2 separate regions of the Homo sapiens genome follow, and region 1 is linked to region 2. A link is a contact called in ENCODE Hi-C data. All regions are on one chromosome and are shown on one strand. The core of a region is the stretch at or near the end of the contact, and the rest is flanking DNA. Distances in the headings are between cores, read along the strand shown.

Region 1 (5,778 bases), core at 2,036-4,535, 130 kb before region 2:
GAGGGGTTTCGGGAGTGTGGGAGGAAGTGGGCAGGGTTTCTGCTGGTCCCCCTCCCTTCCAGGCTGCCTACTGTGGGAGCCCATGCCCTGCTCCGTGGCACCAGGCAGCCGTGTGGAGCCACAAGGTCCCAGCTCCCAGCCATGCACCAGGCAGAAAGGAAGAGGTGGGAGAGAGAAGGAGAGGGCGAGAGGCGAGGGGGCTGGGAAATAGAGAAACAAACTCTGTTTTCTGCTCATCTGTGGCGGGAGGCTCCCGCGGCCCACAAGCTCTCGGAGTGAAGCAATTTCAGACAGGGATGAGTGTCTGTTTTTCCCTGGAGCAGAGGCTAAAAAACCCCAAAGCCCTCGGTTTCTCTTCCCTTAATATCCTGTTTTAGAAAGTGCAGTTGTGAGAAGGTGAAGGAAATGAAGAAGACCCTTAGCAAATGGAAGCAGTCCTTCCCCCGCTGGAGCCAGGGGGCTGGGATGCCTTGTTCCAGCTGCTATGGATAGGCTGGACAGAGGCCACCTCTGGGATTGGGAGAGGGAGCTTGTTGCTGAAGGGGGTCCCTGGCAGGTGGCCATTTGCAGACAAGGATTCAGATTCCCGTCCTGTCTTGGGGGATGTTTACTGGGACTGGTGCCATTTGTGTGGCTTCAAAAGCCTTGGACAATGGCATGCCCAGCTCCCTGCCCAGAGAAATGAGGATCTTGGAATACTGTGGCTCTAGGCTCTGTTGATCCTGCCTTTCTTCCAAATGCAGGTGCTGGACATTCACCCCCTGCCGCCTTCTTCCACCTGCCCACAGTGTGTGCCTGCCATGTGTCTAGGTCAAGCAGGCACTGGCCTTTACTGCAATGTGAGTGCAGAGTTTCAGAGGCAGCCTGGTCCAGGGTGGCTGGGAGCCGGGTCTCTATCGCTGGCAAATAGGAACTACAGAGGCTGTTATGTCCTGGAGAGGCCTCTTGCACCTGCATGGTGGAAGGAGGACAGAAGCTGCTTCTACAGTGGAGGTCTCCCTCTTGTGCCATCAGTGGGGCGTGGGGAAATCCTTCTCTCCATGAGTGAGGAGGGTCGGCACTGCCTGTGGCTGCCAACAAGGTTTCCTGCAGGCCTTAAGTCACCTCCTGGCCTTGCTCTCCTCCTGCACTTACCTGCTGCAAGTTGAGCGGCTGCTGGACTGCCTGCCTTACCTTCCAAGTCTTGCACCACATTTCCCTTCTCTTTTGACCCTGCTTGGAGGGATGTCCCAGCCCTCCTTTTCTCTGTTTGTGGAGATGCTGGCTCCTGGCTGGTCGCTGGGCCTTGCTGGACATGGGGCCCTGGCGTCTGTCTGGGTGTGAGCCTCAGTTCTGCACTCTGCTCTCTGGGCAACTAGGCAAGTCATGTAACCTCACTGTGCCTGCTTTCTCCTCAGTAAAACGGTGATGATAACGGTACCCTCTCCTTATGTGCTAGTGAGAATTACATAAGCTAAGTATGTAGAGTGCATAGATCAGTGTTGACATGGAGTAGCAATGAGTACATAAATGTTTGACATTATTATGGCTGTGGTGGTTGATTTCTTTTCCTACAACTCTTTCCCATTCTTGGAGACTTGGCTCACAGCACCGCTCCTGCAGGGACCCCACCCCCCCACGCCAGCTGGCCTGACCCCAGGTCTTCCATTGTCTGCCCTGGGTGGTTGGACACCCAACCTTACTGCCTCATTGTCTGCCCGGGTTGTCTTTAATGTTGTCACATCCATTTGGCACATCTCAGTTATTTCCAGATTCTTTTGAGAACAGGGACTTGCCTGTCTTCTCATCTGTGCCCTCTGTTTCTGGCCCCCAAATTCTGGATTTGGTAAATGTTTAGTAATCACTTGCTTCATTGAATAGTATTAAACTACATTTTTAAAAAGGTAAAGGCCTTTCACTTCAAAGACTACATATAATAAAGAATATATGCGCATCTATTCCTTATCATACAGTATCTGCTCTGGGCTAGACCCTGGGAATCACACCCAGTGCCAATGGAAAAAATTCAGCTCAGAGAAGAAAACTAATTTGCCCAAGGTCACAGCAACTGGAAAGTCAAAGGTAGGACTTGAATTCAGGGCTCTGAACTCTACTGGGGCAGACTGTGTGGGCAGCAGAGAGTTGGGCTCTGGGGGTTTTCCAACAGGACCAGTTTTCTGATGGGTAGGGGCCAATTTGCTAAGGGTTGGCCTTGAGCTACGGACTGCAGTGGCCTGAGTCTACAAGTCTGTGAAAGAGTGCCTGCCTCCAGGTAGTGTCCACGAGTGGCATGGTGGCCTCCGTTTTTATTGGTAGTGAATGTAGTTGCATTGGGGCTAACACTCAATAGACTTGACTCTGTCAAGGTTCAGGGCACCTGGCAGTGCCCAGCCCAGCTACTGCTCTTGCCTGCACCCCTGCCTCTGCCCCTGCCCCCACCACGAGTTCACCTGGCACCATGAGCTCCCTTGGACAGCAGCTGGCCAGGCACCCCAGTCAGCTGCCTGAGCACAGGGACCACAGCCACGGTTGCTGTTCCCAGTGTTCCCAGTGTCTATCTTGGTATACAGTAAGTGGTCAATGCGGGCAGCAGGAAATATGATGAGGGCCAAAGGGATTTGTCTGGTTCTGGCAATTTCCTCCAGAGAGCAAAGGAAACTTCTGGTTCCATGTCTGGGTATGGAGTTTGAGAAACGGGATGAACAGGGTAAGATGAGAACACTGACCTTTGAAATAGCCCTGCCCCTCTGTCTCTCCCAGGAGTCAGGAGCACTATCTGGGGTGATCAGGAGAGAGCCAGGGGAGAAAAAGGACCCCACCCTAAGACAGAGTTTGGCCTTTGCTTCTCCCAGCCTGCACTCAGTCTCTGATCTAACCACCCTGGAGGGCAGCCCGTGCCTCCTTCAGGCTCCTCCAAGTGTGGGCCAGTGACCTACACCATCTGCAGTGTCTCAGAGTGTGCGAGAAGTACCAAAGGCCAGGCCTCACCTGGTCCTGCCAAACAAGAATCCGTGTTTTTAAAAGAGCTCCAGGTGATTTGCATGCTCAGTCAAGTTTGAGAAGGGCTGGCTTGGAAGTCGGGACACCCAGGGCAAATGCTGCCGGAGGTAGCACGGTGCCCTCCAGCCTGGCCTCTGTCGAAGCCCCACCCACTGCTAGCCATACAGCTTGGGGATGTGGCCTGTCCTGGTTTCATTTCCTCCTAGGCACAGTCGGGCCTATCTCCCTGTGCTGCTGAACGAGGACTGGGGCAGCCACTCCTAACACATGCTCTGCACTTAGCTCACAGCCCGGGTGTTGTGAATGCTGGCCGGATGTGATGTTAGAGGCCTGAAGAACCTAGAGAGTGAAGGGGCTGCGGCAAGTAGGAGGGGAAACTGCTGATCTGAGAAGCTAGTTTTGCGTTGGGCTTGTTTAGTGGAGCTTAAATTAGGAGCTAAATACCCGCCAGGACTCCCCGTGGAATTATTACATGAAATGGCAGGGAGACGGGGAGCCAGAGTTAATGCTGGTGATAGCAGTTTTTTTTAAATCTAAAAAAAATGTGTTGAAAGCAAGTGAAACCCCTGGTGATCGCAAATGAATTGCCTAAGTTCTCTTAGCATATCCACTTTCCTGAGTGATGCCTGGGTTCGCGTGAATGAGCCACTTTCTTCTCATTACGAAGGTGCAGTGTGGCTCCTGCAATGACTCCTGGTTCCGGCTGGCAGTCTGGTATGGGCCCGACCCCTCGATCCGCCTGTGGAAGCTGCATCCTTGGTGGTGGCAGGAGGGGCTCCATGGGCAGGGCCGGGCATCTGGGCCTTCTAGCAGTTTAAATGCCTCCGATTAGCAAGTCGGGTGGGAAGAGGTGCTAAAAAGAATCCTTCCCACCTCCTCCGCTGGCATGTTTTGAAGGGAGTTCAGTTATGAGACTATTAAAATGTTATTTTGATAATTAAGCCCACAGCTGTTCTGAGGGCAGCAGGGGCAGGCAGCACACAGGCAGCAGAAGGCCTGGTGCTCTCCCAGGCTCCAGGAGAGAGGGAAAGCAGGAGGGAGCAGGGCAGGGCGAGGTGGGATGCACGACCTGGAGTGCAGCTGGCTGTAGGCGGAGAGTGCCCCTGTCATTGGGTTCAAGGATGCCTTTGAATGACAGGAGGCAACAGTGGCTCCAGCAGGCTTCCAGTCTTAGGTATGGCAAGCTGTCCCCCACATGGGGATACCTACTAGGTTTCACCAAGACTCTCAGAGCAGGGGTCACTAGATCAGTGGTTCTCCAAGTAGAGTCCAAGGACCAGCAGCATCAGCATCAGCAGCAGCATCACCTGAGAGCTTGCTAGAAATGCAAATTCCCAGCCCCACATACAACTGCTGAATCAGAAACTCTGGGTGAGGACTGGCAATCAGTGTTTTGTCTTTTTAGAGACAGGATCTTGCTCTGTCACTGGAGTGCTGTGGTGCTATCATAGCTCACTGCAGCCTCAAACTCCTGGCTCAAGTGATCCTCGTGCCTCAGCTTCCTGATTAGCTGGGACCACAGGCATGTACCACCATGCATGGCTAATTTTTAAAATTTTGTGTAGACAGCGGGTCCCACTATGTGGCCCAGGCTGGTCTTGAACTCCTGACCTCAAGCAGTCCTCCCGCCTCAGCCTCCCAAAGAGCTGGGATTACAGGTGTGAACCATTGCACCCAGCCTGTAATCTTTGTTTTAAAAGACTCTCCAGCTGATTCTGATTCACTAAAGTTTGAGAACCACTTTCCTTAAAGATCACCTGGCAAATGGGGCTCAGCCGTGCAGTGATTCCTTAGAGATTGGTACGGCTTGCTGTGAGGTATGGATGAAGGCGTGGGGATGATCAGCAGGCTCACCACATGTACGCATCCCTGATCTAGTCCTATTCCTTCATTGAACTGGATAGCAAAGAGAAGCCCAGAGAGGGGAAGGGGCTTGTCTAAGGTCATTCAGCACATCAGAGCAAAACTGGAATTGGTAATCAGCTGGGTCTCTTGATTCCAGATCTTTCTGTTGGACTATCTTTCTGAATGCAGAGGATGGATGCAATGGTTTGAATGTGTCCCCCAAATTTCATGTGTTGGAGATTTAATCCCAAAATCCGTATGTTGAGTCATTTGGAGGTGGGGCCTTTGGGAGGTAATTAGGATTAGATAATGTCATCAGGGTAGGCCCAGATGATGGAACTGGTGGCTTTACCAGAAGAGGAGAGACCTGAGTAGACAGGCACACACTTGTCCTCTTGCCATGTGATGCCCTGTGCCACATTACAACATAGCAAGGAGGCTCTCTCCAGATGTCGTCTCTGTGCTCTTGGACTTTGCAGCCTCCAGAATCATGAGCTAAATAAACTTATTTTCTTGATAAATTACTTGTCTGTGGCATTCTGTTATAGCAACAGAAAATGGAGTAAGACAATGGAGCTGGGAGAGAAGAGGTTTCAATTGGAAGTGATTAGGTAAGCCAAGGAGATACCCCATGGTTTATAAACCCAGAATATATTCACTGGCCTGGAGTCTCCCAGCATCCTCTAGACATGTTCTGCTGGGAGTTACTGCAGGACATACATCAGTCCATCCACACATCCATGCATCCACTGGTCCATCCATGTATCCATTTACTCCTCTACCCACTTCTACCTTCCATCAGTCCATTCATCCACCCATCATCCATCGTCCACATGTTCATATATCCATCCAAATATTTAAGTCACCATTCACTCGCCCATTTGCTTATTCACTCCGCACCCATTCATCCATCTACCTGTCCACTAGTTAGCCAAACCTTCCCGCTCTCCCTTA
Region 2 (6,145 bases), core at 491-2,990:
TGGTCCCTCAATGACACAATCAATGAGTAAAGGGGGATACCTTTACTCATCACCTCAGACCTGAGCACGCCCTGGGCCCCATTTGGGCAGAGCTTTGCTCTTTGCTTTTCTTTTAAAGTAAAGGGCCCATCTGCTGCAGCTAGTGACCTGGCCAAAAAAGACACAGACTGCTGTGAAATGATTGAGGGCAGTGACTCCCCTCCCACCCCAGGAGCCAGAGCCGACAGAGCCAAGAGCAAGGCAGGAATTCAGGTCCCCAAAAGCAAGCCAGAAGCACCACCTCCAAGCGCCCTGCCACTTCCTTTGTTCTTTGTTAATTGCAAAATAAACACAACCCTGCCCACCGACTGTGGAGAAAGATTTCTGCCAACTGGGGGACCCGGCAGGTAGTGGGCAGGCATTTGCCCTCCATCAACCACATGTGATTTCCTGGAGGAGAAGGGGCAGTAGAGAAGGGGCAGAGTGGCAGGGCTGGGATGGACCTAGCTTAGGGCTTGTAGGTCAGGGAAGTGAGGGAAGTGGATGTCAAGATGGAAGACACAGGCACGCTTTGTTTGCATCTGAAATCAGTGAGAATAGCTTTCTCTTCCACAAAGAACTGGATCTCTTTCACCCAGGTGAAAGGTGCTATTTCTAGCTCTTATTTCTTAATGAAAATGGCCCTCTCAGTCTGTCCTGTTTTTCTCTACTTTTGGTGGTGACATTGGAGCAGAACGATGGCATTTCCGCTTTCTATAAGAAAGAGGGCCAGGCTTGTCTAAGAACCCCCACCCCTAACTCCTAGCCTGGCATCTTCCATTAAACTTGCAGAGATGAAACAGGTGACTGACATCTTGGGCTGGGGGGACAGACGTTTAGAATTAGCTCCTGGATGCATCCAGGAATTCAGATCTGTGCTAAAACTCTCTATAGCTCCAGAAGACTGGCTTTTACAGTGGCTGTGCCCTGGAGTCTCAGAGACTGTCCTGCAGATTCAGGAAGAGAGGTGTTGTACGGACTTGCAGATTTTCTGTCTCACCGTCCCATTTAGACACAGGAAGACAAGAGAAAGTTACCTCTAGGAGGTGAAAGGAGTAAGTTTTTTGGGGGGGTCAACTGAAGATCTGTGTGAGAACCTTTTCCACACTACAACAATAGACTAAAAAAAATTGACTCAGCTTACATAGAATGCAATTGTTTTGTACAATTATTTTGCTTAAAAAGTGAAAAGGGTTTTAGAATTGTGGTTTTGAACTTGTTAGTAATTTTGATTTTTCAGTTTTATTCTTGTATTTTACAGTCACAATTATTATTATTTTTTTCTTTTTAGATCTCAAGCATGTTTAATGGCCCCCGAAAAGAATCTATAGACCCCACACTGTTTATGGGGTAAATCAAGCCTCTGGGTCTGGGATGGAAGAACCAGAGTGTGGGGTTTCAGAGAAGGGTAGTGGGGAAGAAGCCACTTGCTCTGGAGCAAGTGATCATTGGGCCTTCCCTGGGATGGCCCCAGGGAGCACGCCTCTGGCCGACCTCCACCGGCCTGCCAACCCAGGCTGCGGGGGCGGCTGCGAGTCCCCCGAAGGTAAATGACGCGGCATCAGCGGGGTCCCTGTGTCAACTGCATGATGGCTTTCAGGCCTGGGGCTGGTGGCTTCCTGTCTCACCGCTGAGAGCGAGGCTATTTCAGGATCTCGCTGCTTCCGTCTGTTCCGGGGAGGGCAGGATGGAGGGCGGGCAGTGGAGAGGAGGCGGAGGCCCGGGTCTACATCTACCAGGTGTTTCAGAGGCAAACTTTCTTTTTCCTCCTGTTTCTGCTGCCCACTGCTGGTGGAATGGGTTTGTCAAGTTGGCATTACTTTCTTTGAAATGCTTTTTATTCACTGCTTTTGGAGTAAAAAACAAAACTCAGTCATATCCCTACTCAAGGCTTGGATAATTGCCCAATACAGCAACATCTTCTGTAGTAAAATTTACCTTCAAAAATCCTGTGAATCATTAGGACCTGATGGGTTCTGAGAATTTCACTTATTTTGTTTGTTTGTTTGTCTCTTGGGCATTTTAGCTGTGCCTTCCCTGTCCCTGGGGCGATGGGGATGAGGGAACAGTGACAGGGTCAATAAATGCGCCTCTGCCTGCCTATTTCTCTCTCCTTCTCTTTGTCTGCACTCACTTAGCTGAATTTGGGTAAGATGGTTGTTTGTGGGAGCCAACCCCATTGTACTTCTGCACAGTACGTTTACTGCTGTCAGAACACTCTCACACGCACACGCACCAAGCCATTGTTTGGGGAAACTTCCCTGGCAGGTCGAAGGAATGGAATTGCTGTCTCCATTTCCCATCTCAGGACGCTGAGGCTGGGAGAAGGGGACCGGCCTGTGCGGGTTGCAGGATGCGTGGCTGGGGTTTGAAGCAGCGTCCCCACCCCCGTGCGTGGGCTGTTGCCATTGCCCCACGTTTCTCACGTTTCCCCTTGGCCTTACTTGAGATTCCCTGTTCCCTGTGGAGGGGCCTAGGAAGGGCCCCTGATTGACTTTTGGCCCCAAACCGTGACTCTCTCTCAGAGGTGGCTCAGGGAACTTTAATGATTTAGGGCAGCGCTGCTTAGCCAGGGGCAATTTTGTTTCTCAGGGGACATTTGGCAGTGTCTAGAAACATTTTTGGTTTTCACAATTGGGGGTTGCTACTGGCATCTAGTGGGTAGAGGCTGTTAAACACCCTGTAGCCCAGAGGACAGGCCCCTCCTGCCCTGCAACAAACAATTATCCGGCCCAGAATGTCAACAGTGCCAAGGGTGAGAAGCTCTGGTTTAGGGGAGTGAACTCCAGGTGGTTAGGAACTATCGCCACATATTTCTTGCCTTCTTCTAAGCTCTCGGTCCATGATGTTCAGCAAGGAGTCACTGAGCACCTCCCACACGCATGGCACACTCCCATCTAGGCTGCCTGCCTGTGCCATCTCCTTACACTCTCAAAGGCATGGTAAAGTGGGTGAATCTCTCCATAGGACTCATGAGAACATGAGGGTTTAGAGGGTGTCACCGTTGGGTGTCCTGGGAGGTAGGCTCTGGGGTGGATATTTGTATGCAGAACCAGCCTCTGTAGGGAGAGAGGGACTCAGGATGGGGCAGAGAAGGAGATGGGCGGTGATGCAGTCATAGCAAAGGCCTCTGTTGATCCCCTGGGAGCCCTGGCACTGCTGTGATCATTCAGAGATGTTCCAAATTGGGGTGAAGAATCCAGGCTTTTCTACCGGCCCCCAACATTGACCATTAGATGTGGCCACCCCAGGGTGGGGGGTGTCAGTGTGTGAAGTGTCTCTTGGCTGAGGGTAAGGCTCTGAGATGGGCTCAGCCAGGAGCAGAGCCACCAGCATGCCTAAGCAGCTGTTCCCAGGAGGCTTTTGGGGATTTGGGCAGAGCTCGGTGTCCACTCTAAGGAGCTCGAGTGCTTGCCCAGGTTTGCTCCCTAGCTGGGCCGCCCCCCTCCCTCATGGTGGCATTGGAAGTCTGTGGAAACTGAGGCCTCCTAACCCAGGGCTGTAATCTCTGACAGAGTACCATCAGCATTTCTTAACCCCATAAGCCACAAACTGGCAGCACCGATTCATGTTTTGTGTACCACTATTTTTAGTGAGTTACCACTGTTCTAAAATAAGGAGATTTTTACATAAAGTTCTGAATTCCTAGGTTTCATGGAAATATTGGGAGACCTGACTGTGCTGGCACACTTTCTAGCTGTGCAGGAGCGATCCCTTTTGCAAAGTAGGTGTGTGTGTTGAGGGGGGTGTCTCACCACTCCATTGTATGCCTAACCCACCACCCTCATTTACTCATCCATGTCATGACTCTTACTCTCTGCATGGGCTACTGTTGGAGCCTAGTTCTTCTGTGCTAAGCATTGGTGTTTCTCTCTTCAACCAACAGGGTTTTGCCTGTTCTTCGACCTTAGGGCATTTCCCTTGACCCCATTTCCCACTGTGGCCTTTAAAGAGAATCTCAAGAATCACAGAGAAAGCTTCTCAATGAAAACCAATGGGAACAAATCCGGCCTTTGTTCCAGGACATCCTGCCCTTCTGGCTGGCTCTGAGGCTGCAGGTACCAAAGCTGTCCCTGCTCAATCCTCCCTCTCGGAGTGGGCTTTGGTTTTTGTGGGCGACTCCATTGTTAAAAGCCAGCCCTACAATGGGACGAGGACAGTTGACAGGTTTCTGTGCAAGCGCGTTTCCGATCGCGCAAGGTAACAGCTTCATTACTCAGTGATGAGTGACCCATATTTCCTAACATGATTTCCCTGCTGTAACTCAAATTGAGTTCATGTTATTCTAATGATATCAGTTGACCTTGAGAATTAGACCAAGAAGCCTGGGGTTATTCTTCCAACTTCCACTGCAGATTCTTCTGATGTGTTTGGAAACACAATCTACTCCTCATCGCCCTGAAGTGGGCAGGGGGAAAAGAGAAAACAAAGATCCCGACCTGCTCTGATTTTTAGAAAATACATCTGGGCAATTTCAGGCGACGGGAGGCTCTTTCCCTCTCAGTTCTGCTCCCCCACCACTGCCTCTCCCCCAAGATCCTGGATCTTTCCTGCCAGGAAGAGTCCTCCTCTAGGTCCTACGGGATCTCCTTGCTGCAGCCTCTCCTTGCCCCACCACCCTGCTGGGTCAAGCTCCCAAAACCAGAGCAGACGGCGCTTCTCTAGTTCCCTCACTGGCTCCTCATTGCCTGCTGGTAAACCCCAGACTCCTAAGCCTGGCATTCAAGGCCCACAATTCAAGCTCATCTGCATCCTCAAATACAGGATCGGAGCTGATGGATCTTTCCTGCCAACACAACCCCTGAAAGTGTGTGGCACAGACGGACTGCACGCCTTGGTACATATGACATTTTTTTGTTTGTTTTTGAGACAGAGTCTCTCTCTGTCACCCAGGCTGGAGTGCAGTGGTGCGATCTCGGCTCATTGCAACCTCCCCTCCTGGACTCAAGTGATTCTCCTGCCTCAGCCCCCCAGTAGCTGGGGTTAAAGGCAACTGTCACCACACCTGGCTAATTTTTGTATTTTTAGTAGAGACGGGGTTTCACCATGTGGGCCAGGCTGGTTTCAAACTCCTGACCTGAAGTGATCCACCAGCCTCGGCCTCCCAGAGTGCTGGGATTATAGGTGTGAGCCACTGTGCCTGTCCCACATCATGTTTTTGTACCTCTATGCCTCTGCTCACCATCCTTTCCTCCTGAAACATCCCTGGCCACCTCACTCCTCTGAGCTGTGCCAGCTCCATTTACTTGCATTTACTAGTTTACTAGACCTTTCTGCAGCTTGGATTCTGTTCTGTTGTGGTTATTGCTAGGAACAAGACAGATCCGGTCTCTATCCATAGTGAGCTTCCATTCCAGGAAAGGAAAAAGACAGTAACCAAGAAAACAGATAAAAACTAGCGGGGACATCCCAAGGTGATAAACTTTGAAGGAAATAAGTAGTGTGATGTCTTGGGGAACTTGGGGTAGGGGCTCTTTTCCTGGGGGGGTCTCAGGGAGGGTCCCTGAGCATGATATTTGGGCTGAGACCTGAAGGATGAGAGGCAACAAGACCTGCAGAAAAGTGGGGGGAAGGAAGCTCAGCCCCAAAGCTCTGGGGAGGGAAGGGCTTTGTTGTTCTAGGAACCAAGGTGAGGAGGGCACTGTGCTCACCAGAAGGACTGCATTGCAGGCCACGGGAAGGCAGCAGAGGGCGGCACTTCCGAGCCGGAGCCCCAGGGTGGATGGCTGGGCTCAAATACACTGTGCGGCTGTGTGACCTTGGCAAGTTTTCTAACTTCTCTGTGCCTCAATTTCCTCATCTGAAAAATGGGGATACATTATAAAGAGTACATGAGTTCATATTGCACATTGTTTAGAATTATGTGTGTGTATTCATTCACTAAATTGTCCAGGAACTTGTACACATTTTATTTAGGTCTTCATTTTTACAAGTTGTAACCAGTGATCACTGGTTACAATTGGAAGCCAGCAAGCACTTGTTCTTGGGATGGAATAGAACAAAATAAAGAGCCTAGATGTGAACCTCGGGAAATCCGAGCCAGCTGAACCTTGCCCGAGTCCCAGGCCCACTCTCTGGAGAGTGGCAGAGGATCCTGCCTGGAATTTCTGGGGACCAAAACCATTGA

Evidence for each region. A loop is a pair of places that touch in the nucleus more often than their neighbours do. Pooled maps may share reads with other maps.
Region 1: a loop to region 2 is called in a map of OCI-LY7, with 4 times the contacts of the local background. The contact joins two enhancer-like sites. A Hi-C loop is called at or near these places in 1 of 168 maps with a recorded cell type or tissue (OCI-LY7), 5 of 37 single-sample maps with no recorded cell type and 6 of 50 pooled maps.

Annotation. Positions count from the first base shown.
Region 1 is chr16:49,572,983-49,578,760 of GRCh38, reverse strand. The region is part of intron 5 of ZNF423 (zinc finger protein 423); the gene reads left to right. Among named protein-coding and RNA genes, the nearest start is that of LINC02179, 110 kb to the right of the region's middle. Within about 2 kb of position 3,285, at least 9 of the 41 ENCODE cell types and tissues checked have a DNase peak (open chromatin) inside an H3K27ac peak, as active enhancers do; they include OCI-LY7, where a contact is called at or near this core.
Region 2 is chr16:49,437,111-49,443,255 of GRCh38, reverse strand. The region is part of intron 2 of LOC105371244 (a long non-coding RNA gene); the gene reads left to right. Among named protein-coding and RNA genes, the nearest start is that of LINC02179, 26 kb to the left of the region's middle. RefSeq lists enhancers at 1,500-1,779, 1,035-1,982. Within about 2 kb of position 1,740, at least 8 of the 41 ENCODE cell types and tissues checked have a DNase peak (open chromatin) inside an H3K27ac peak, as active enhancers do; they include OCI-LY7, where a contact is called at or near this core.